Regions from separate parts of the Homo sapiens genome. Here region 1 is linked to region 2. Evidence: read pairs that join two places in POLR2A ChIA-PET (ENCODE). Cell type or tissue: Panc1. All regions are shown on one strand. Each heading gives the region's core, and the rest is flanking DNA. Links, peaks and the distances in the headings are about the cores only. Region 1 overlaps BCAR3 (BCAR3 adaptor protein, NSP family member). Region 2 overlaps FNBP1L (formin binding protein 1 like).

The links. Peaks named below come from ENCODE experiments on the same cell type or tissue, not always from the same donor. Only the 100,000 strongest peaks of a DNase experiment are listed, where the experiment ranks them.
Region 1: POLR2A ChIA-PET joins it to region 2 with 23 read pairs; 3 of 35 experiments call an interaction of 5 or more read pairs at or near these places.

Annotation. Positions count from the first base shown.
Region 1 is chr1:93,605,446-93,616,786 of GRCh38, reverse strand. All of the region lies in intron 3 of BCAR3 (BCAR3 adaptor protein, NSP family member), which reads left to right. Among named protein-coding and RNA genes, the nearest start is that of BCAR3-AS1, 19 kb to the right of the region's middle. RefSeq lists enhancers at 681-1,333, 1,987-2,639, 2,640-3,293, 6,528-7,091. In Panc1, for the core only: no CTCF peak of the experiment used is centred there; no DNase peak of the experiment used is centred there; H3K4me3 peaks cover 921 bases; H3K27ac peaks cover 795 bases.
Region 2 is chr1:93,459,404-93,470,744 of GRCh38, reverse strand. The region is part of intron 1 of FNBP1L (formin binding protein 1 like); the gene reads right to left. Among named protein-coding and RNA genes, the nearest start is that of FNBP1L, 17 kb to the right of the region's middle. In Panc1, for the core only: no CTCF peak of the experiment used is centred there; no DNase peak of the experiment used is centred there.

The sequences.
Region 1 (11,341 bases), core at 3,569-8,568, 150 kb before region 2:
GGAGTTCCTTAGAAATGCCCTCCCCTATCCCGAAAGGGGCATGGTGTTTAGAAAGCCCTGTATCCAAATTTGATGAGTCCCAAATCCCACACACCAGATCATCAGAAAGTGGCCCACTGCCCCAGGTCACAGCCCTTTCACGGGGCTGTGTGAGTAACAGGTTTAATTATAAGACATTAAAAAATCTATTTGTGTTTCTATGTGATCAGATACCAGATTCTGCAGTCTGAGGTTGGAGTCCCTAGCCCTTTGTTCTCTGCTGAGTGGTACACAGGTCTGGTCCTCTATTTCTTTGTAACTAGAATAATCATTGTGGGGAGAATGGGAGGAATTGATCAGCGTAAATAGGCAGCGTTTAAAAGCTTAACAAGTCAGTGAAGGGCACTTTGAGAATGTATGCAATTATCATCTTTAGTTACAAAAACAACACGTTATTTTAGTCTCTCTCCTTGACCGTTTCAGGAGAAAATTGATTAAAACCTTTGAGTGCTGCTTCAGAAATTATTTTTGGTGTGAAATAAAAATAAAAGATGCTTAGGAAACAGTTACCTAATAAGATTAGTCATTATTTAATCCCGGTGGAACAAATTCTTTGGGTATTTTGGAGATATTCTTAGAATAAACAGAGAAAACCTCAGGTAACAAGAGCTGTGATACCACAGTGACCTAAGTGTCTTTGGTTTTGTTTTTACCCTGGCTGTGGAGCACTTTATTCGTAATTCTATGTGATTTACATGTCTGAGTTATTTGCATATTACTTTCAGGAATGCATTTCATTCACGATTTCTGGGGGAAGGGTGTCTGGGCTTCGGAGTCTCTTGGCTGACTAATCTCACGAATTTCTGTGCAGGATTTCAGTCACTGCCCCCCTCCCTTTTCTCAGGCCTGGGATGGTGCCTGTCTAGCCTCTTGGGGAGGTTTTTAGCTTGAAGGAATCGTTATTTGCTCTCCAAGGAGAATACCAGGTGAAAATGGCCCATTCTGTGGTGGCTAATGGCCTGATTGATGAGTCATGCTCACAGAACTGCTGGGGCCTGGGCCTGGCTGCTCACACGGACTTACCCTTTGAACTCCATCTAACGGAAATGAGGGCAAGCCAGAAAACGCTTCCTCACAGGTGCGGTACTGGACCTTCGAGGACAGTGGGGACCCACTGACCAGACAGTCTTCAAGGGCTCTTCCAGCTCAGAAAACCCTTCTGAGTTCTGCCACCTTGGTGCTTCCTTCTAGGTTCTCTGGTGGACTTTCTGTGGCCTGGGAGCCGTCAAGACTGCAGACCAGACCTCCAGAGTCAGAGAGGAGAATGAGTGAGGGAGGAAAGCAGAAAGGAAGTCATCGCCCACACTCGCTGTGGCAATAGCGCCTCACTTAGCAGCTCCATCCCCATGTTGACACGTTGATGAGGCCGGGCCCTTGCCCTTGCGTGGGTGTGAGACTGTGGCTCTCCATACCTGCTCACTGGGCCCAGAGCAATTTCCTATTTTTGTGGGCAGACTTGACCTAGTCCAAAGGCCAAGGTCTCCCGAGGATTTGACGCTAATCCCGTTGGATATTTCTCATACCTCCCTCATGCCTCATCTGGTATTGTTCCTTTCTGGACTGAATAGATCTTGTTTCTTCCTCATTACAAGTTTCTGCCTGTGTGAAGTTTTAGAAAGCTTCAGGACACATTCCATATTTGAGGCCGAAGCCACAAAAAGTTAATATTTGGAGCGGTAGGATAGGAGAGGAAGAGCTACAGGCAGAAATCTGGATTTGATTAAAAAAAAAAAAAAAAAAAAAGAACTCGTTGAGCATCCGCTATAACTGGAATGAAGGGAAAAGCAGTTAGTTTTCCCTAAAGGTGTTATGTGGCTCTTGGTAGGGGTAGAGGCCTCAGGTCGCAGGGAATCCAGGAGGGCCTTGCTTGGCTGCGTTGGATGCGAGGTTTGTGTGCAGGATCTAGGTTACGCAAAGTGGGTAATCAGAGTGGCGATGAGTAATTAAAGTGAAGGATTTAAAGGAAGGTATAGGACAAACAGTTGAGTCAGAAGTGGGTACACAGTCCCCATCCTCCCAACAGGTTGCACAGCCAGGTGGGAGGGCATAGGGCGCTCAGGGTGTTTGCTGACAGACTTGCTAATTAAACACCAAAAGGCAATATTGCTTTGCCAGTAGTGATGGCTGTGCCAACGTTATCAGCTGCAAACTGGCTGCCAGGAGCATCTTAATTAAAAATAAACAGCTCTGGAGGTGGGCTTGGGAGAGTGAGGACAGGGATCCTGCCTGGGTTACTTAGTACATCTAGTATTTCTCCTAGGGAAAGTCACTTTTAGGCCACCTCCTTTCCTCAAAGGAGCCTCTGTTCATAACAAGGTGGTGTGAATGTACAACTTACCCTGCTTCCTTAAACCTCTGGGTGCTGGAGTGACAAGCAGACAGAACCACTAGGAGCAGGTCGCATGGTACAGTTCAGCCCCAGAAGGAAATTCTGGGTCGGGGGAGAGGGGCTGCTAATGATTTCTGCCTGGTCTCTAAATTGAGGGGACAGCTAAAGCCCAAGGCCTCTTCTAAGAGGGGTTAGAATTTCATCAGAAAGCAAGTCTGGTCACATGAGAATTTCTGGCACTGTGTGCATGGCAGGCTGGACACCAGCCTGCGAGAATTGAGCGAGTGGATCGTATTGGCTTCAGCAGAGGGGAAAAGTCCCAGACTAGCCTGGGAGAAGGAGCCGACTCACTCCCCCGGCTGCCGACTTCCCTGACTTCTGGGCAGAAACAGCACAGCTGCTGTGGTGGGCTAGGGCTTTAACGTCCGAAGCCCCCTTTCTTTTAACCCTAAAGAAAGTGTGTGGTCCCCGGGACTGAAGACCGAAAGATGCCTAAGGAATGCAGTGCTTTCCACGCCCTCTCAGCAGCTCTGTGCTGCTTCTATCACCGCAAGTCTTTCATTGGAGTCAAGGTAGGTTTGGTTTGGAAATAAAGTACATCTGTCAATCTTTTGGGGGACCCTGAAAGCATGAGTTTCCTAAAGGGCAATAGATAAAAGTTTGCAGCTTGCTGATTGTGAAAACAGAGGTGCTTTCTTTGACTGATGGGTCTTCAAGAGCCCCTAGTGGTGTACCTCCCCTGGAAGCAGAACCCAGTGGCACAGAACAGGGCTCCTTGTCTGTTTTGGGCTGAAGCTGTTTTTCAGGACACTTTCAGTTCTCTGTAGGCTGAAATTTTATACTAAAGTAGCTCAATAGGACAGAGCTATTTTTCTTCTTTCTCTCTTTGTCTCTCTTCCTTCATTTCTAACGAACACAAGGTAGCTGAGCCCTTTTCTCTGTTTATCCTGCTGGTCCATTACTTATCAATAATGTACATAATGTACAGAAGCCACACAATATTTCCTTTCAAATTGCAGCCAGGTTTCAAAACATCTCAGGGTTCAGAACTGTTGTTGTCTTTACTGCTCACATTTTAACATTTGTTATAAGACACCGGTGCCAAGAGCTTTGTATAATATGTCAATACACTATTTTGATGAAAATATTCAGAGAACCTCCTTTGGCTAATTCAAGATGAGGCCTGTGTTCTATTTGCCTGCCTGTGACGCACTAGGAATTAAGATTAATATAGGCTTTCGTGGATCTTGGGGTTTGTCTGCCTTGGAAAAAGCCTGTCGGCCCCAGCCTGACTGCGGACCTCGTTTATTCCTGGGAAATTGGACTCTGAAAGCTCTCAAGGAATCCTTCCCACCCTGAAGCAGAGCTCCCTCTCCTGTGGGACTGGCTCATTCATTACCTTTGAAAAGGCTGCAGCAGGGTTATGATGTTCTGCTTCTTTCTTCTCAATACGCTTTTAAAAAAATCAGGAAAACTACCTGTTAGTGGGAGAAAACCTTTTTGTTTAAAAATATACAGAGTGGGAAAAGGGTGAGTTTCCATTGATTTTGCTCCCTGGTAGGAGTGTTCATTTTTGTCCCTTTGTCAAGAAATTTGACAGAGGATGAGTAATTAATCATTGGTTAGAAGCATTCCCTTCCTGACTTGAGCCCCTTTCTGTCCTGGAGCCCAGTGAAGTGATGCGAGATCCATGTGGTTTCTGGCCTAAATATGGATCGTTCAAGTGTGGGGCAGATGAAGTCATGCCATTAACAGTATTTTAAAGCTTCCAAGATAGACTAGGAGGTCCCAAAGGGTATGGTGCACTTCGGGGATTGGCAGTGGGTTTCACTCTAATAGAAGTCCTTCCACAAGCCAACTTCTGCTAATTCAGTGAAGTGCAACTCAGCATTGGGTGTATGAGGGAGTCAGCCTATAAATATCTGGGTCTGAGGGATGAGTTTCTGTTTGGGTACCTGTTGGTCTGCAGTTACGGCCCCAAGGCTACATAATATATAGAAAAGGCCACTTAATATATGGGGTAGTCGGGTCCAGCTGTCCTTCAGCTTGTGCACTCTCTATCTCTCCACCGTGGCCACTCTTGGTGGTTGACTGTGGTAGAAACACCCTTCTTTCCGCCTGGACTTCTACTCTATTCCCAGTTTGTCGAAGTCTTCATAGCACAGAGAGAAGGCCTGAGCTGCTCACTCACTGGAAACTGTAGCCCTCGGTCCCAACTTAGGGTTTACCAACTGCACCCTCAAGATGAGTCTCCCTGTTTTGTTTTGCTTAGCTAGTTACTTGGGAAAGAAATCTGCTTGTACTTAATCCCCCATCCTGCCAGTGGTGCCCCAGTTGATAATGCCGAGTCGCTTTATTGACTCCCACTTTAATTAGGGGTTCCAGATCTTGCTGCTCATAATTAGTTTCCGTTGCAATTAGAGTTTCAAAATTAAATTGGGATTGATTGCCTGATAGCAAAGAGGAAATAAAGCTCCAATTCTTGACCATGTATACTGCTTCTCTTGGCATGAATTTCTCATACCAAAAATAACACTGCGGTAGCCATGGTAACTTTCCATTTGGTCTAATCCATATCATCTCTGGAGAAAGTACGATGGTATTAATAGTGTTTGCTGTATGGGAACAAAACTAAAAATATAGAGGGTCCCTCCTTACATAGGAGAATGATTATACAGGTGTTTTTAGAGAGTAAGATCTTATTTGCAGCGGTCTTACAGAATTTAGGATGTATTTAGAGGCCTCATACGGACTTGTGTATAAAGACCTTGGAAAGGAATTAAATGGGAGGCCGAAAATGGAGAGAAGGATCAGGGATGTGCTGGCCCTCATAGAGTTGGGGCCAAATACAAGATGTTCCAGCCATGTTGAGGGTCATGACTTTAATATCCCGAAGGGGTTCACAGTAGACAGCCGTTACATAAAAGACTACTGGATCTTTTTTCTGGGGGAAAAAAGACGAAAGTGTTTTATTTAAGCCCAGTGGAAAGAAACTTGTAATGGAGATATTCCAGATCATAACATTAACAGACATATTCAAGTTCTAAAGTCCATGCGTGTTGAATGTAGAATGGGTGTTGAATGTAAAGTCCATGCATAAGCCCTCTGTTAGGTGGGGAGGGATTTGTGGGAGGTGTGGGGCAATAAATGAGATTTGAGGCATGGTTCCTGCCTTCAAAGACTTACCACAAGGATATTATTAGGTCATAATATCACTTCATTACATTTGCAAAAGACTTTCAAATGTATGAGTTCTTTCACATCTTGTCTCATTGGAGTCTCAAAACAAGCTCTCTATGCTATGAAGACTTCAACAACTTTGTCTCACTGGAGTCTGAAAATAAGCTCTGTGAGGTGAGCAGGGCAATAATTTACCCTTTCCGCAGAGGACACACCAAGGCTCAGAGAAACAGCCCGCCCAGAATCATTTCGTGGGGAACTAGGAATAGAAAGCAGATTTTCTGGGCTGAAGCCTAGTGCTCTTTCTTTTTTTTTTTTGAGACGTAGTTGCCCAGGCTGGAGTGCAATGGCGTGATCTCGGCTCACTACAACCTCCGCCTTCTCCTGTCTCAGCCTCCTGAGTAGCTGGGATTACAGGCACCCACCACCACACCTGGCTAATTTTTGGTATTTTTAGTAGAGACAGGGTTTCACCATGTTGGCCGTGCTGATCTTGAACTCATGACCTCAGGTGATCTGCCCACCTCGGCCTCCCAAAGTGCTGGGATTACAGGTGTGAGCCACCATGCCTGGCTGCTAGCGTTCTTTCTACTGTACTATATTAAGACAATTGACGCCTAAAATAAGATGATATTGTGTATGTTAATACTTTATTTTGCAGTTCAGTTGGGAGAGAACAGTGTGAGCCTTAGTTTTTAGGAAAGCTTCAGGGAGGATGTGGGACTGTTTTTGTTTTTGATGTTGTTGTTTGTTTGTTTTTAAGAACAGGTAACCCCTTTTAAATTTTTCTCCTTTTTTTAATAACTGGGGATTTGGATGGACAAAGAAAAGAATGGCATAGGGACGGCATTTCAGCCTGGGGGAGCAGCAGACCCAGTAGCTCAGAGATAGAAAAGCCACTGGCATTTGCAGGAGTGCAGAAGGCCAGGCCTGCTCAGAGCAGAAGGTTCACTGGGAAGGTTAGTGTGTGACATGGTCAGAGAAGTCACAGAGGATCTAGGAATAATCCCAGCAGCCAGGCCTCCTGTACCAGGGGTTAATAAGTATTTGAGGCACATTTCCCCATTGGCTTTCATCCCATTGCATCCTTAGTTCAGCTCAGCAGTCACCGGTTGTGGTACCTCGGATGTGTCGGTGCTGGGGACCCAGTGGGAGTTGTTGGTCCAGTGGGGATCTCTGCTGTAATACCATGCCTGGTGGGCATTCTGCAGACATTTAACTCTGGTTGAAGGAAACGATCGGTTATCACTGATTTGGTGTTGCTCTCTTTAGAGGGTGCTGTGGCTCCCTGGAGGCACATGCCTGGCATAGATGGGGCAGGAGTGGCGAGGATCAGGGATGGCCTCCTGCAGGGAGGCAGAGCCTTTGCTGAGTCTGGTGAATTAGTCGAAGTTATCCAGAGAAGGAGGAGAATTGGCCTTCTTCGTGGAGAGAGGAGCACGCACAAAGTGTAGAGACGTGGAGTACCCCGGTGTGGGCAGGCAGGGAGGCATCAGCCTGGAAGGGGAGCACAGGGAGTGGCCGCTGGCAGGCCCGCCCCCAGGTCCCTGGTGAGCTAGAGGAGGAACTTGGTAAAAAGCACAATGGGTCACATTTCTGGGGCTGGCACTGGAAACAAACCCCTACCTCTTCTGGCCCCTTGTGTCTCTGACTGTTAGTAACTTATTTATTTAGGTATTTTTGTGGACAGGGGACAAAGGAGCTGAAACTTGTCACTTTGTCAATGTTTGCGCCTGAGGAAGGTCAGGGGTGCCTGTGTCAGAGGAACCTAAGAGACGGGAATTACCTTGCAAGGGCGGAAAAGCCACCTTTCTGAAAGAGCGCAGATAGAGAGGTTGGGGTGTGGTGCCTGTGGATAGATGGAATCAGTAAGTCTCAGCTAACCAGGCCTTAAGTCTAGTGGCCATGGTCTTGTCAATGAGCAGCCACAGAAGGCAGGGATGTTAGACATGTGCTTTCCTAGACTTATATTCGACTGTCTTTGCAGCCAGGAAGTGCTATGTAGTATTGTTTCTTTTTTGTTTTCCTTTAAAGTCATTTCCCCTACCCTGAAAAAAATATCTGGAGCCTCTTGGAATCCATATTACAGCCTGAGGAGTCACATCTGCCCATCCTAGAGTGCCAGGCCCCTGGAACTTGGTTTCATGTGAAACTGTCTTTCTGTGGCGGTGCGTGTGTGTGGTGCAGCAGAGGCCCTGCTCATCTTCCCTGTGGCTGGTCATTTGGTCTGTCTGTTACGGTGACAGCTTGGGGACTGGTGACACATCCCAGCATTGACGATGGCCTGAGTTGCCTTTGTCAGTGGGGCAGATGCACCATCAGCACGAGCTGCGCAAGGTGGAAGAAGCCTTGCAGGAAATGTCTTTCCAAGTAACTCAGCCCCTCCTCGTGGCAGCTGCTAGTTGCTCACTTATCTCTCCAGCCCTCCAAAAAGAAAGGACAGTGTAGCTTTTTGAAAGAGGCTTAAATGCATTCCATTGGCATCTGGTTGGGTGGGATCTGGTTTCAATATCAGGGGAAAGACATGCTTGACAGAGCCTGTGTCCCAGGACCCGGTTCCCTAGCAGACCCTGGAGCTGGGATCCTGGCCAAGAACTTGTTTTTGTTGGAGAGACCTAAGTGGGAAGCAGAGACGGGATTGGGATCTTGGGAAAATTCTGTTAGTGGATTCAGCACCTCCAGGACTGCAGAGGGATGGGCCATGCTAAACACTGGGGAGGACGCTGGAGGCTTGGTGTGCTCCGACCACAAAGGTCTCCCCGCACAGCCTGCGCGAGAGGTCAGCAGTGCACGGGGGACCCAGGCCTGTTGCTGGGTTTAAAGATGTTGTCAGTGATAGCTTGGGGGCCTTTTAGCTGATGGGTATCTTGGGTATCCCCAGGAACAGCAGAGGAGACTCAGCCTGTCCTGGTTGGGAAGGAAAGGAGAGCCTCAGGAGGTTGGACACCATCTCTGGCCTCAGCTGTATTTCCAGTGTGTGTCCACAGTGCCAGGAGCTACTGTTGAAATCTGGCTCTGGCCATGAGAATCTTATGGCCTATTTTTCTGTCTAGCTCATGAAAGTGCTATGTTTCATGTCTTTTAGTTCTTGTGGAGAAGAACTCTCCCCAGTGTCTACTCTAGATATGTGTGTGCTTTTACAAAAATAGTTATGTAGAAAGGACTGATGAGTAAAATCTGGATTCTCAGTAAGATGAGATTTGAGGAACTATCCATCCAGCCTCTGACTCAGAAGCCATTGATTCATCGCCCTTCCCCAGCCTACCCCTAGCATGTGCACTGAGGGCCTACTAGGAGGGGGAAGACAGAGGTGAACATTCCGCCCGAAGGAGCTCTGCTGTGTCTGGTGGGCGGATGGAGATACAAGCAGCTTACGCTGTGCTTTGTGGTGGGTGCAAAGGCAGGAAGGATGCACAGCCTATTGTGAGATCCAGGGAGAGGTCTTTAACCCAGCCCTGGATCAGGGGACTTCCTGAAGGAGATAACACTGTAGGAGCCATAGGGACAAAAGGCACAGGAGAGGGAAAGAGCTTCCTATACGGGAGCTTGAGGCTGAAGCTGAGGAGTGGAAGGAGATGAGCCCATAGAGGTGGTTGGGGAACAGAGCATGCTGGGCCTTTTTTTTTTTAAGGGCAGTGGGGACCCAGCAAGTGGCTTGGATGCGGAGTGAGTGAGAGCTTGGGCGTTGGACTCTATGTGTGGGATGAGTTTGAGGAGCAGCAGCAGCATCCCCCTAACTCATGCCTGTGTCCTCCCTGGGCCCCTGAAGCCTCCCATCTGTCCTGCTTGTCCTAGTTCAGCTCACCCTAATTTTCCTCCCTCCACCTTCTCTTCAGGCCTTGTCCTTCTAACTCTCATAACGAGATCGTGTTTCCTCTTAGCTTAGAAACATGCTGTGGTCTTTCCCATGTTAAAAACCCTCCTCGTTTCCATGCTCATTCCTGGTCCCCATCTTCCTCCACCCCGAAGCTGGTTAACAGTCTTTTTAAAATTATTGATCTGGGGGTGCATGCACAGGTTTGTACATGGATATATTGCATAGCGGTGGGATTTGAGCTTCCAATGTACTCACCACCCAAATAATGAACATTGTACCAATGGGTAATTTGTCAGCCCCTCACTCCCTATCCCTCCGCCCCTCTTTTGGAGTCCCCAGTGTCTATTATGTCCCTCTGTATATCATACATGCATAAACTCTCACTTGTAAGTTAACACAGTCTTTACTCCCTCCCTTTCCATTGGCCACTCAGCCCCTTTTATGCCACCAGTGACCTGCACATTGCCAAGTGCAGCGGATGCTGTCCAATTCTGATATGATTGGAACTCTCTGCAGCACTTGACAATGTTGACCATTTCTTCCTGAAATCAGCTTTCTCAACCTCCAGGACACTGCATTCTGTTTGTTCTCCTGTGTCCTTCCTGTCCAGTCCTACTGTCTTCTTGGGTTTCTCTTTCTAGTCTGCCTCTGAAAAGCCTCCCCCAGCCCTCTTCTCATGCTGTATCCCATCTGTTTGGTGAAAGTTGGGATAGAATACCCCTCTATACTGAGGACTCCCAAGCCGTAGTTCTCCAGATAGGCTCTCCAGTCAACCTATGTCCATAGCACCTGGACCCCATGGCCCAGTAAGTGACTCCATCCAGAAGGCCCAGCAGACCTTAGTTCTACATCTTCTTCCACAAACCCACTATGCCCTCGTGCATTTTTATTGGATGTTGGTGGCTCAGTCATCTTTCTGGAATGCCCATGCCCCTTCCTCCTATTCATTTTCCACATGTAATTAATGAGTAGGTCTTCATGATATTACCTTCTAAACACCACTCTCACCTGTCTCTTTCTTTCTGTCCCTACCACCACCCTATTTTCTTGTGAGATGTAAACATTCTTGCTCACTGTTTAGCCCACAGGAATGCTGTATGAACTCATGAGATCTGAGTTGTATTGGGTTGAGTATCTTGTGTCTTTAAGTCCAGTTTCTGGTTCTCTGTTTCTCTGCATGACATGTAGGATGTTTGCTGTTTGCATTTTTTAAAATGCTTGTTAAATGAGATATGTGGGTATCTAGTGCTTTGAGCTCCTCTAGAAGGAATATACCTTTAAAGTGACCTGTGAGTTGTATATTGAAAGTGGTGCAGTTGATGTCTGGCCAAAACCCATCTTGTGATGAATCATTTTGTTTTACTGCAAGCCTGCTGCGTACTTAGCACTGACATGTGATGCGCTTTGTCCCAGAGCAGAGTTCTAAGATGGTAGTTAGTCATGGTACTATTTTGGAGAGAGAGAATTTGAAAGTCATTTGTTCTACACCCCACGCTGGAAGGCTGTCTGAATCTTTGGCTTTTCCTCCATGTGTTTGGCATATCTTGTTTTTCCTTCCAATTACATCTTTGGGTGTCTTTCAACTACGGTGCATTTTGTTCATTCAGTACTCTCCTTTTCCTAATTCATCTCATTCATTCAAGGTGAATTAGGAAATGAGAGTATTTGAATTAAGTTGATTTTGATTTGCTGACATTCTTATTGAAGAGCAAATAGGACATCTGGTTTGATGAATAGCTGTGTTCCAGATCATTCATAATTTGCATTAAGATGTTGAATTAACAAGATTGAATTACCAGTGGTGAGGATTTCTGGCTTGGATCTTCTAGCATTTTGAACTCTGATCAGCCGGTTTTCAAACTCTTTTATTAGGGTCTGCCTTAGCCAGGGCAGTCTTTGTTCTTTTCATTCTTTAAAGATGTTAAGAAAGCACTACTATTACTGAGTGTAATCTTGCTGCTGAACTCAGCGATTAA
Region 2 (11,341 bases), core at 3,140-8,139:
TGCACCATGACGCCTGGCCAATTTTTATATGTTTAGTAGAGATGGGGTTTCACCATGTTGGCCAGGCTAATCTTGAACTCCTGACCTCAGGTGATTCGCCCGCCTCGGCCTCCCAAAGTGCTAGGATTACAGGTCTGAGCCACCGTGCCTGGCCCATTTCCTGGACTTTCATATCTGAAACTATTGACATCTAACAACATAAGAAAGCTTTCTACTTATACAACAACAAAGACTCCCATCCATAGTCAGAGACAAGAGAAGCAAGCCAACTGGAGAGCCAATTAGTGGAAAAGTTTCTTTTAAAAAGTAACAGACAAGGCTGAGTGTGATGGCTCATGCCTGTAATCCCAGCACTTTAGGAGGCCAAGGCAGAATGACTGCTTGAGCCCAGGAGTTTAAGACCAGCTTGGGCAACATAAAGAGACCCTGTATCCACACACAAAAAAATTAGCTGGGCTTGGTGGCACACACCTGTAGTCCCAGCTACTCTGGAGGCTAAGATAGGATGCTCACTTGAGCCCAGGAGTTTGAGGTTACTGTGCTATGACAGCATCACTATACTCCAGCCTGGGCAACAGAGCTAGACCCATCTCAAAAAAAAATAAAGAAAGAAAAGAGAGCATAGCTAACATTCACACTTAGATTTTAAGTTTCTTAAATTAATGCCAAAACCAAACATCTCAGTATAAAAGAGTGGCTGGCAAGTTCAGGGAGGAATATCAAGGACAAATATGGTACTTTAACACCACAATTACATTTTTCCTTTTCTTTTTTTCTTTTAAGAGTCAGAGTCTCACTCTGTTGCCCAGACTGCAGTGGTGCAGTGACATGATCATAGCTCACTGTAACCTTGAATTCCCAGGCTCAAGTGATCCCAAGTAGCTGGAACGACAAGTGTGCACCACCATGTCAGGCTAATTTTTTTATTTTTATTTTCTTAGAGACAAGATCTTGCTATATTGCCCAGGCTGATCTCAAACTCCTGGCCTCAAGTGATCCTCCCGCCTCAGCCTCCTGAGTTCCTGCCTGGCAATTTTTCCTTTTCTTAAACAGTACCACTGCCATCAATATTAGTTTTTATTTATAGTTTACTAGTACATACTACCACAGAAATTTATGGTGAACATTCATACTTAAAAGTTAACTAAGGTAACAAAGGATTATAAATCATGCTACTATAAAGACACATGCACACGTATGTTTATTGCGGCACTATTCACAATAACAAAGACTTCAAACCAACCCAAATGTCCATCAATAATAGACTGGATAAAGATAATGTGGCACATATACACCATGGAATATACTATGCAGCCATGAAAAAGGATGAGTTCATGTCCTTTGCAGAGACATGGATGAAGCTGGAAACCATCATTCTCAGCAAACTATCGCAAGGACAGAAAACCAAACACTGCATGCTCTCACTCATAAGTAGGAGTTGAACAATGAGAACACATGGACACAGGGAGGGGAACATCACACACTGGGGCCTGTTGGGGGGTGGGGGGTTAGGGGAGGAATAATGTTAGGAGAAATATCTAATGTAAATGACAAGTTGATGGGTGCAGCAAACCAACATGGCACATGTATACCTATGTAACAAACCTGCATGTTGTGCACATGTACCCTAGAACTTAAAGTATAAATATAAAAAAAAAAGTTAACTGAGGTAAGCAGGTATTTCTTTAGGAAAGATATACAAATGAACAATAAGCACAAGAAAAGATGCTCAATATTATTTGTCATCAAGTAAATGTAAATCAAAACCACAATAAGATACTACTTTATATCTAATTATGATGGCTATAACCAAAAATTCAGATGATATCAACCGTTGGCAAGGATATACAGAAATCAGGACTCTCACACATTCCTGGTGGTAATATAAAATGCAAAATAGTCTGGGAGTTCCTAAAATGGTTAAAAATAGAGTTACCATATGACTCAACAATTCTACTGTTAAGTATATACCCAAGAGAAAGAAAAATATATACACACAAAAACTTGTCCATCGGGCCAGGTGTAGTGGCTTACACCTGTAATCCTAGCACTTTGAGAGGCCGAGGCAGGCAGACTGCTTGAGCCCAGGAGTTTAAGACCAGCCTGGGCAACATGGCAAAACCCCATCTCTACCAAAAATATAAAAATTAGCCAGGCGTCATGGCACGTGCCTGTGGTCCCAGCTACATGGGGTGCTGAGGTGGGAGGATCGCTTGAACCCAGGAAGTCGAGGCTGCAGTGAGCCAAGACTGTGCCACTGCACTCCAGCCTGGATGACAGAGCGAGACCCTGTCTCCAAGAAACACAGAAAGAAAAATTTGTCCGTTAATGTTCACAGCACACAGCAGCATTATTCATGCCAAAAATAGAAAACACCTAAAAGTCAATCAACAGATGAATGGATGAATAAAATGTGGTATATGCATACAAGGGAATATTATTCAGTTAAAAAAAAAAGAACAAAGTAATGCATGTTACAGTATGCATGAGCCTTGAAAACATTTAAACTAACTGAAACATGCCAGTCACCAATGACCACATATGCTATAATTCCATTTATATGAAATGTCCAGAATAGGTAAATCTGTTGAGACAGGAAGATTAGTGGTTTCCTAGGGCTGGGGTTGGAGGAGAGGGAGAAGAAGGGAGTGACTCTTAATGGGCAACAGCTTTCCTTCTGAGGTAATGAAAAGTCACAGTAAAAAGATCAGTGGTTACACGGGAAGAGGGGATGACTAGGGCAAGCACAAAGGAATTGTGGGGAGGAGAGAAGCAATTTTTTATTGTGGTAAAATACACATAATGTAAAATTTACAATCTTAACTTTTGTTTAGAAAGAGACAAGGTCTCACTCTGTTGCCCAGGCTGAACTCAAATTCCTGAACTCAAGTGATCCTCTCACCTCACCCTCAAGAGTAGCTGGGACTATTGCGCACACCGCCAAGCCTACCTTTTTTAAGAGCTGGGGTCTTGTTATGTTGCCCAGGCTGAAGTACGGTGGCTATTAACAGGCACAATTATGGCACACTACAGCCTCAAACTCCGGGCCTCAAATGGTCCTCCCACCTCAGCCTCCTAAGTAGCTGGGACAACATGCATATGCCACCATGCTTGGCTCTACCATTTTTAAGTGTACAGTTCAGTGGTCCTGGGATACATTCATACTGTTGTACAACCATCACCACCAACCATCTCCAGAATTCTTTTTATCTTGCAAAACTGAAACTCTATACCCATTAAATGATAACCCCATTCCTGCCAACCCCTATTCCCTGGCAACCATCATTCTACTTCCTTCTTTCCAATTTTGACTACTATAGGTACCTCATGTAAACGGAGTTGTACAATATTCGTCCTTCTCTGACCTGTTTGTTTCACTTAACATGATGTCCTCAAGAGTCATCCATGTTTTATAGAATGTGTCAGAATTTCGTTCAAGGCTGAATAATATTCACTGTATGTGTATAACAAATTTTGTTTATTCATTTATCTGCTGATGAACAAGTGGGTTGCTTCCATTTTTTAGCTATTGTCAATAATGCTGCTATACACACGGGTGGACAAATATCTCTTTAAGACCCTACTTTTGGCTAGGCGCGGTAGCTCATGCTTGTAATTCCAGCACTTTGGGAGGCCAAGGCGGGTGGATAACTTGAGGTCAGGAGTTCAAGACTAGCCTGGCCAATATGGTGAAACCCCATCTCTACTAAAGATACAAAAATTAGCCAGGTATGGTGGCGCACACCTGTACTTCCAGCTACTCTGGAGGCTGAGGCAGGAGAATAGCTTGAATCTGGGAGGCGGAGGTTACAGTGAGCAAGATTGCACCACTGCATTGCAGTCTGGGCGACAGAGCTAGACTCCATCTCAAGGAGATGGAGGACACAAACAAATGGAAGAATATTCCATGCTCATGGATAGGAAGAATCAGTATCAGGAAAATGGCCATACTGCCCAAAGTAATTTATAGATTCAATGCCATCCCCATCAAGCTACCAATGACTTTCTTCACAGAATTGGAAAAACTACTTCAAAGTTCATATGGAACCAAAAAAAGAGCCCACACAGCCAAGACAATCCTAAGCAAAAAGAACAAAGCTGGAGGCATGACGCTACCTGACCTCAAATTATACTACAAGGCTACAGTAACCAAAACAGCATGGTACTGGTACCAAAACAGAAATATAGACCAATGGAACAGAACAGAGGCCTCAGAAATAACACCACACATCTGCAACCATCTGATCTTTGACAAACCTGACAAAAACAAGAAATGGGGAAAGGATTCCCTATTCAATAAACGGTGCTGGGAAAACTGGCTAGCCACATGTAGAAAGCTGAAACTGGATCCCTTCCTTACACCTTATACAAAAATTAATCCGAGATGGATTAAAGACTTAAATGTTAGATCTAAAACCATAAAAACTCTTGAAGAAAACCTAGGCAATACCTTTCAGGACATAGGCACGGGCAAAGACTTCATGACTAAAACACCAAAAGCAATGGCAACAAAAGCCAAAATAGACAAAGGGGATCTAATTAAACTAAAGAGCTTCTGCATGGCAAAAGAAACTACAATCAGAGTGAACAGGCAACCTACAGAACGGGAGAAAATTTTTGCAATCTACTCATCTGACTAAGGGCTAATATCCAGAAGCTACAAAGAAACAAATTTACAAGAAAAAAAAACAAACAACTCCATCAAAAAGTGGGCAAAGGATATGAACACATACTTCTCAAAAGAAGACATTTATGCAGCCAACAGACACATGAAAAAATGCTCATCATCACTGGTCATCAGAGAAATGCAAATCAAAACCACAATGAGATACTATCTCACGCCATTTGGAACGGCAATCATTAAAAAGTCAGGAAACAACAGGTGCTGGAGAGGATGTGGAGAAATAGGAACACTTTTACACTGTTGGTGGGACTGTAAATTAGTTCAACTATTGTGGAAGACAGTGTGGCGATTCCTCAAGGATCTAGAACTAGAATTACCATTTGACCCAGCCATCCCATTACTGGGTATATACCCAAAGGATTACAAATCATGCTACTATAAAGACATATGTACACATATGTTTACTGTGGCACTATTCACAATAGCAAAGACTTGGAACCAACCCAAATGTCCATCCATGATAGACTGGATAAAGAAAATGTGGCACATATATACCATGGAATACTATGCAGCCATCAAAAAGGATGAGTTCATGTCCTTTGCAGGGACATGGATGAAGCTGGAAACCATCACTCTGAGCAAACTATCACAAGGACAGAAAACCAAACACCACATGTTCTCACTCATAGGTGGGAATTGAACAATGAGATCACTTGGACACAAGGCGGTGAACATCACACACCGCGGCCTGTTGGGGGGTGGGAGGCTGGGGGAGGGATAGCATTAGGAGAAATACATAATGTATATGATGGGTTGATAGGTGCAGCAAACCAACATGGCACATGCATACCTATGTATCAAACCTGCATGTTGTGCACATGTACCCTAGAACTTAAAGTATAATAATAAAAAAGAACCCCCCCCCCCAAAAAAGAGACAACCCTCATGACACTGAAACAGGGCCTCCCAAAGGGTAACATTCTCTCAGAGCAAAACAGAAAAACCTGACCCCACAAAATGAAACCATGATATGCATAATTCTCTCAGCCTTAGTTTGAGAGGAACAGAAAAAGTTTCCCCTGATGATTTTTAGCCTCAAACTTCTACTTATGTAGCTATGTAGCCTAAATCTTATGACTATTGTGGCCCTGAGAAACCCCCAAGTCAAAATTATTGCTTATATGGATTCTGGGTTGGTATCATCCCCAAGGTACCTGACAGAAGTAATAGAAATCATTTCTGGAGGAACACATGTTATACTCAAGCCTCAATGGTTCCTGCAGATAAATTTAAAGTAACATGAACTTCTGATTAAGAATCACTAAACCCACAAGTAAATAGCTCACATCTTGAATGACAGCAATAACATCAAACTAGGTATTTAAGTTATTAGGTAATAATTTAATAATTATGTTTAATATGTTTAAAGACTGCTATTGAAAGTATGATTAAAGAACAAGAAATTGACTGTTTGGAAAAGAACAAAATAGTACTTGTAGAAAAGAAAACAACATATTATGATTGAAATTGGAAACATGTCAAACAACCAATTAACATAATTTATCATAAAATTTATTGAAAAAATCTGTAAAAAGAAAACAGAACACAGTAGAGAAATATAAATAATGAATGTTTTATTCATGTGGAGGATAGAGCAAGAAGATCCAACAAACATGTAACTGGGATTCCAGAGACATATGATAGAAACATAGAGGCAATTTTCAGAATACAAATATTGTGTTTAGTAAATAGTATACCAGATTTAAGGTTCCTATATTGAATAAGCATAAATTAGAGAAAATTGTACATATCTTTACAATTACAAGGAGAAGATCCGTATGTACTGTAGCTACTCAGTAAATCTTTGTTCAAAACCCTACTTTCAATTCTTTGGGTATATGCTCAGAAGTGAAATTGCTGAATCATATGTTTAAGTTTTGGAGAAACCACCACACTGCTTTCCACAGCACAGTAGCATTTTACATTCCTACCAAAAGTGCACAAGGGTTTCAATTTCTTCACATCCTTGCCAACACCATTTATTTTCTGTTGTTCTCATGGTAGCCACCCTTATGGGTATGAAGTAGGCCACAGGGGATTTTTAGGGTAGTGAAACTATTCTACATGATCTTGGAATCTTGGATTCATGGCATTATGCACTTGTCAAAACCTACAGAACTTCACAGCACGAAGAATGAAAGTTAATGTATGCAAGTTTAAAAAATCATTTAGGTCACAGAATCTCAGGAAAGAATGTAAAATGTGATAGGAGAATCTGTTTTACAAATGTATGAAACAAACTCACTGAAGGGCATGAGAAAAGGTGATGTAAGTAACTCTGGAAACGAAGAGCCTAAAACCAAATGCAAAGGAACTGCACATAATCACTGTACTCCAGTTGACAGAGTTGTTTCCCACAGGGATATGGGTTAACAACTCTGGTACTGCAATACATATATACTGGAAATAAACGATTAAGCAAATGGATGGCAGGCAGAGAAAATCACTGGAGTAGGAATTTACAGATAAGCAAGGAAGGAGGCTAGAAAGATAGATGTGGTAATGGATTAGATTTGGAGGCATCAGTGAGAACTCAGATTTAATACAGATGGTTACATAAGGAAATATTTATAAATATGTACACAGACGGTCCCCAACTTATGGTTTTTCAACTTTACAACTGGTTAATTGGAACACAACCCCATCCTAAGGAGCATCTTATACACAGGTTAATATACAAACATGTATTTTTTGTTAAGCTAAGAGGTCCTAAAAGAAATGATACAGCAGTAGCAATGAGCATACCCAGCACCCAGATCTGTTTCTAACACTATTCTACAACAAAATGAACCAGGGCTCTTTGAAGAAATGGCTTATTCTAGGTTTGGGGCAGGAAATGCACAAAATGAGCCTGGATCACATATCTTACAGTCCCAGAAAGTAAGGAAGCGCTTTAAAAGAAAATCCTTATTGATGGCAGTGTGTTAAAAGGACACAAAAGCCAACCGAAAGAGCTCAAACAGTCAAAAGCTGAAATAATCTGAGCAAAAAAACTAATGAAGTAGTCTTGGATTATAACTCAAAGTACAAAGCAAATATCCATCAGTTCATACTGATATAAATAAATGATTGATGAATAAATAGATGGAGGAGAAAAGACAAATCTCCTATGCAAAAGAACTCTAAATAAATTATGTAGATACTTTATCATAAAGGAGGGGAGCATAACTCCCCTCTCCTTCAGTTTTCGCTATACATAGTGACTTCCTTCCAGAGTACAGTATAGAAAAAGGAGGAAAAAAAAATACAGTGGAAAAATCTGATAAACACTACTTTAGCCAGGTGACCAAGATCAATGCCAAAAGTGATAAAATCCTGTGGATAACAGACACCCTTGAAATAATGTAATGCAAATGGCATATGGTCTTCCTCCCCAAAACCCATTAACTCCAGTCTAATCATGAAAAAACATCGGACATTTTCCAATAGAGGGGTATCCTACAATATGCTTGACCAGTACTCCTCAAAATTTTCAAGGTTATCAAAAACAAGGGAAGTCTGAGAAAATGTTACTGCCAAGTGTCTAAGGAGACATACAACTAAATGTAATATGGAACAAAAAAAGGGGTATTAGGTAAAAACTAAGGAAACCTTAATAAACTGTGGCCTTTAGTTAATAATAATGTATCAATATTGGTTCATTAGTTATAACAAATGTACCATACTAATGTAGGATGTTAATAATAGGAGAAACTGGGGCAGAAGGAATAATAAATATCTGCTTAATTTCTAAGTAAATCTAAAAGTGTTCTAAAAAATAAAGTCTATCAATTTAAAAAAAAAGTAACTCCAGGCTGATGGCCTCTTATTCTCTGTAGACAAATTTATAGCTTGGTATTATATTTAGGTGACTAAGAGATTTGGGTTAAATATAGATCTTTGTTTCCAACATCCAGGGAAATCTTCTACTCACAAAATAAATTTCTGGCCTTTTGTTTCATGACTCTTTCCTCAGTCCCTAAAGTATCTTCTCATCTGTCTTGAGTCAGGTCAACTCCACCATGCACTGCCCATCAATTCTGGATACTTGCTCAAAACACCCTTCCATTCTGGCAGGTGATGTCAGCATGGCATGATGTGTGACAAGTAAGAAGTGGTCCATAGAGTCCAGCTAAGACACACGAGTCCTTCACTAACAGGCCTCTTAAAATGATGGTGGGCTTTGTGAGATCCCTTAAGATGTCATCTCTTCTTAAAATGTCAGATCAGTTACTTGTATTATTATCCTTTTCTTAACTCCCATGTAATAATTCAAATATCCACATATTTGTTTTCCCTCTACAAAGCCATCATTAATTCCTTGGAGACAGAGATCTTATATTCTTTGCTTTGGCATACCTTATACCTATTCCTCTTCTTCCTAACAGAATCCTAATTTTGTTCAGGTACAATGCACCCAGCTCTGGAGAGTGAGAATAAGGGAGATGTTTTTTGTAGGGTTTCTAGAAAAGCTTTTGCATTTGTGATAAAGAGGCAAACATTGTTGATGTTGTTCCCTGCTTTTTTTTTTGCGCCTTAAATACAAACACGATGGTTAGAACTGCAACTATCACCTTATAACTACAAAGGAAAGTCCAAAACAATTGCACATATGCTGACTCTGAGAGTGTTGATCTCGTGAACCCACGCCAGTGACGGCCTACCTCCAAATTTCTTGTTACATAAGACAAGCTATTTGTTTAAGCACCTGATTAAGAAAAAATTCAAACTGTGCTCCCAACACCATAAACAGCAATGGTATATGTGACATCAACACTTCAACTTGCTTCTACCCTGGGAAGACCCTGCATACCTCCTGGGCCTTCACAAAAGGATTGGAAAAGAAAAAAGGGATCTGAACACTCCAGCGTAAACAAGCAAAATTCCTTTAAAAGGATCAAAAACTTCAAACAATCCAAACTCTAAATTTACAGGCAGAGCATATCAGAGCTCAGTATGCCCTAATTTTAACAGACATCTTTCCAGAGTCCTGGAATCATAAAATACTTGAGGAAAGCCTCTAACATGAAAGACAGAAACCAAAACCGACAAAGAAAAAAATGCAAACTTGGAGGTTACAGATATTATGCAAAGATAAGAAAACTAAACATAAAAAACCTATTTTTATTTTTAATTGACAAGTAAAAATTATATATATTTATGATATAAAACTATTCTTACAGCAACTTTCAAGTATACATTATTAACTGTAGTCAGCATGATGTACAATAGATCTCTTTAACTTATTCTTCCTGCATAACTGAAAGTTTAAGTCTTTTGACAAACATCTCCCCACTTCTCCCCACACCCAGCCTCTGGTTACGACCATTTTGCTCTGTTCCTATGAGTTCAACTTTTCTACACTCCACATGTAAGTGAGATTATGTGATATTTGTCTTTCTGTACCTGGCTTATTTCACTTAACATGAAATCCTCCAGGTTCATCCATGTTATCGTAAATGACCGGATTTCCTTTTTTTTCTGTGACACATCCCACAGGAGATCCTGAAAACATGTGCCTGGGATTTCCTTCTTTTTAAGAACTGAGTAGTATTCCACTGTGAAAACAGATATTTTCTTTATCCATTCATTCACTGATGGACATTTACGTTGCCTCCTGTTTCAGTCCCATTTGTGCTGCTAAAAGAAAGTATCTGAGACTGGGTAATTTATAAAGAACAGAAATTTATTTGTCATTGTTCTGGAGGTTGGGAAGTCCAAAATCAAGGTGCCAGGAAAACTGGTATCTGGTGAAGGCTGCTCTCTGCTTCCAAGACAGCGCCTTGGTGCTATGTCGTCACACACCAAAAGGGCAAATAGGAATGGAAAGTGTGAACTCTCTCCTTCAAGTCCTTTTATAAGGGCTGTAATCCCATCCATGAAGGCAGAGCCCTTACAGACTAATCACTTCTTAAAGGCCCCACTGCTTAAAACAGATTGAGCATCCCAAATCTGAAAATCCAAAATCGGAAATGTTCCAAAACCTTTTGAGTGCCAACATGATGCTCAAAGGAAATGCTCATTGGAGCAGTTCAGGTTTTGGATTTTCAGATTTGGGATGCTCAATTGATAAGTATAATGCCAATATTTCAATATCCCAAAAACACACACACACACACACACACACACACACACACACATCTGAAATCCAAAACACTTCTGGTCTTCTCCAACCATTTCAGAGAAGGGGCACTTAATGTGTACTCTTGTATTAGAGATTAAGCTTCAACTTGTATTTTGGAGGGGACACAAACATTCAAATCATAGCAATCCCGTATCTTGACTAGTGTGAATAATGTTGCAAAGAAAGTGGATGCAGGTATCTCTTCACCATACTAATTTCCTATCCTTTGGATAAATACACAGAAGTGGGATGCTAGGCCATATGGCAATTCTATTTTTAATTTTTTGAGGAACTGTCATATTGTTTTCCATAATGGCTGCACTAATTTACATTCCCATCAACAATGTACAAGGGTTCCGTTTTCTTCACATCCTCACCAACATTTATCTTTCCTTTTTTTAGTAACAGTCCTATAACAGGTGTAAAGTGGTATCTCATCGGGGCTTTAATTTGCATTTCCCTGATGATCAGAGATGTTGAGCATTTTTTCATATACATGTTGGCCAATTACATGTCTTCTTTCCAGAAATTTATGCTCAGGTCCTCAGCCCATT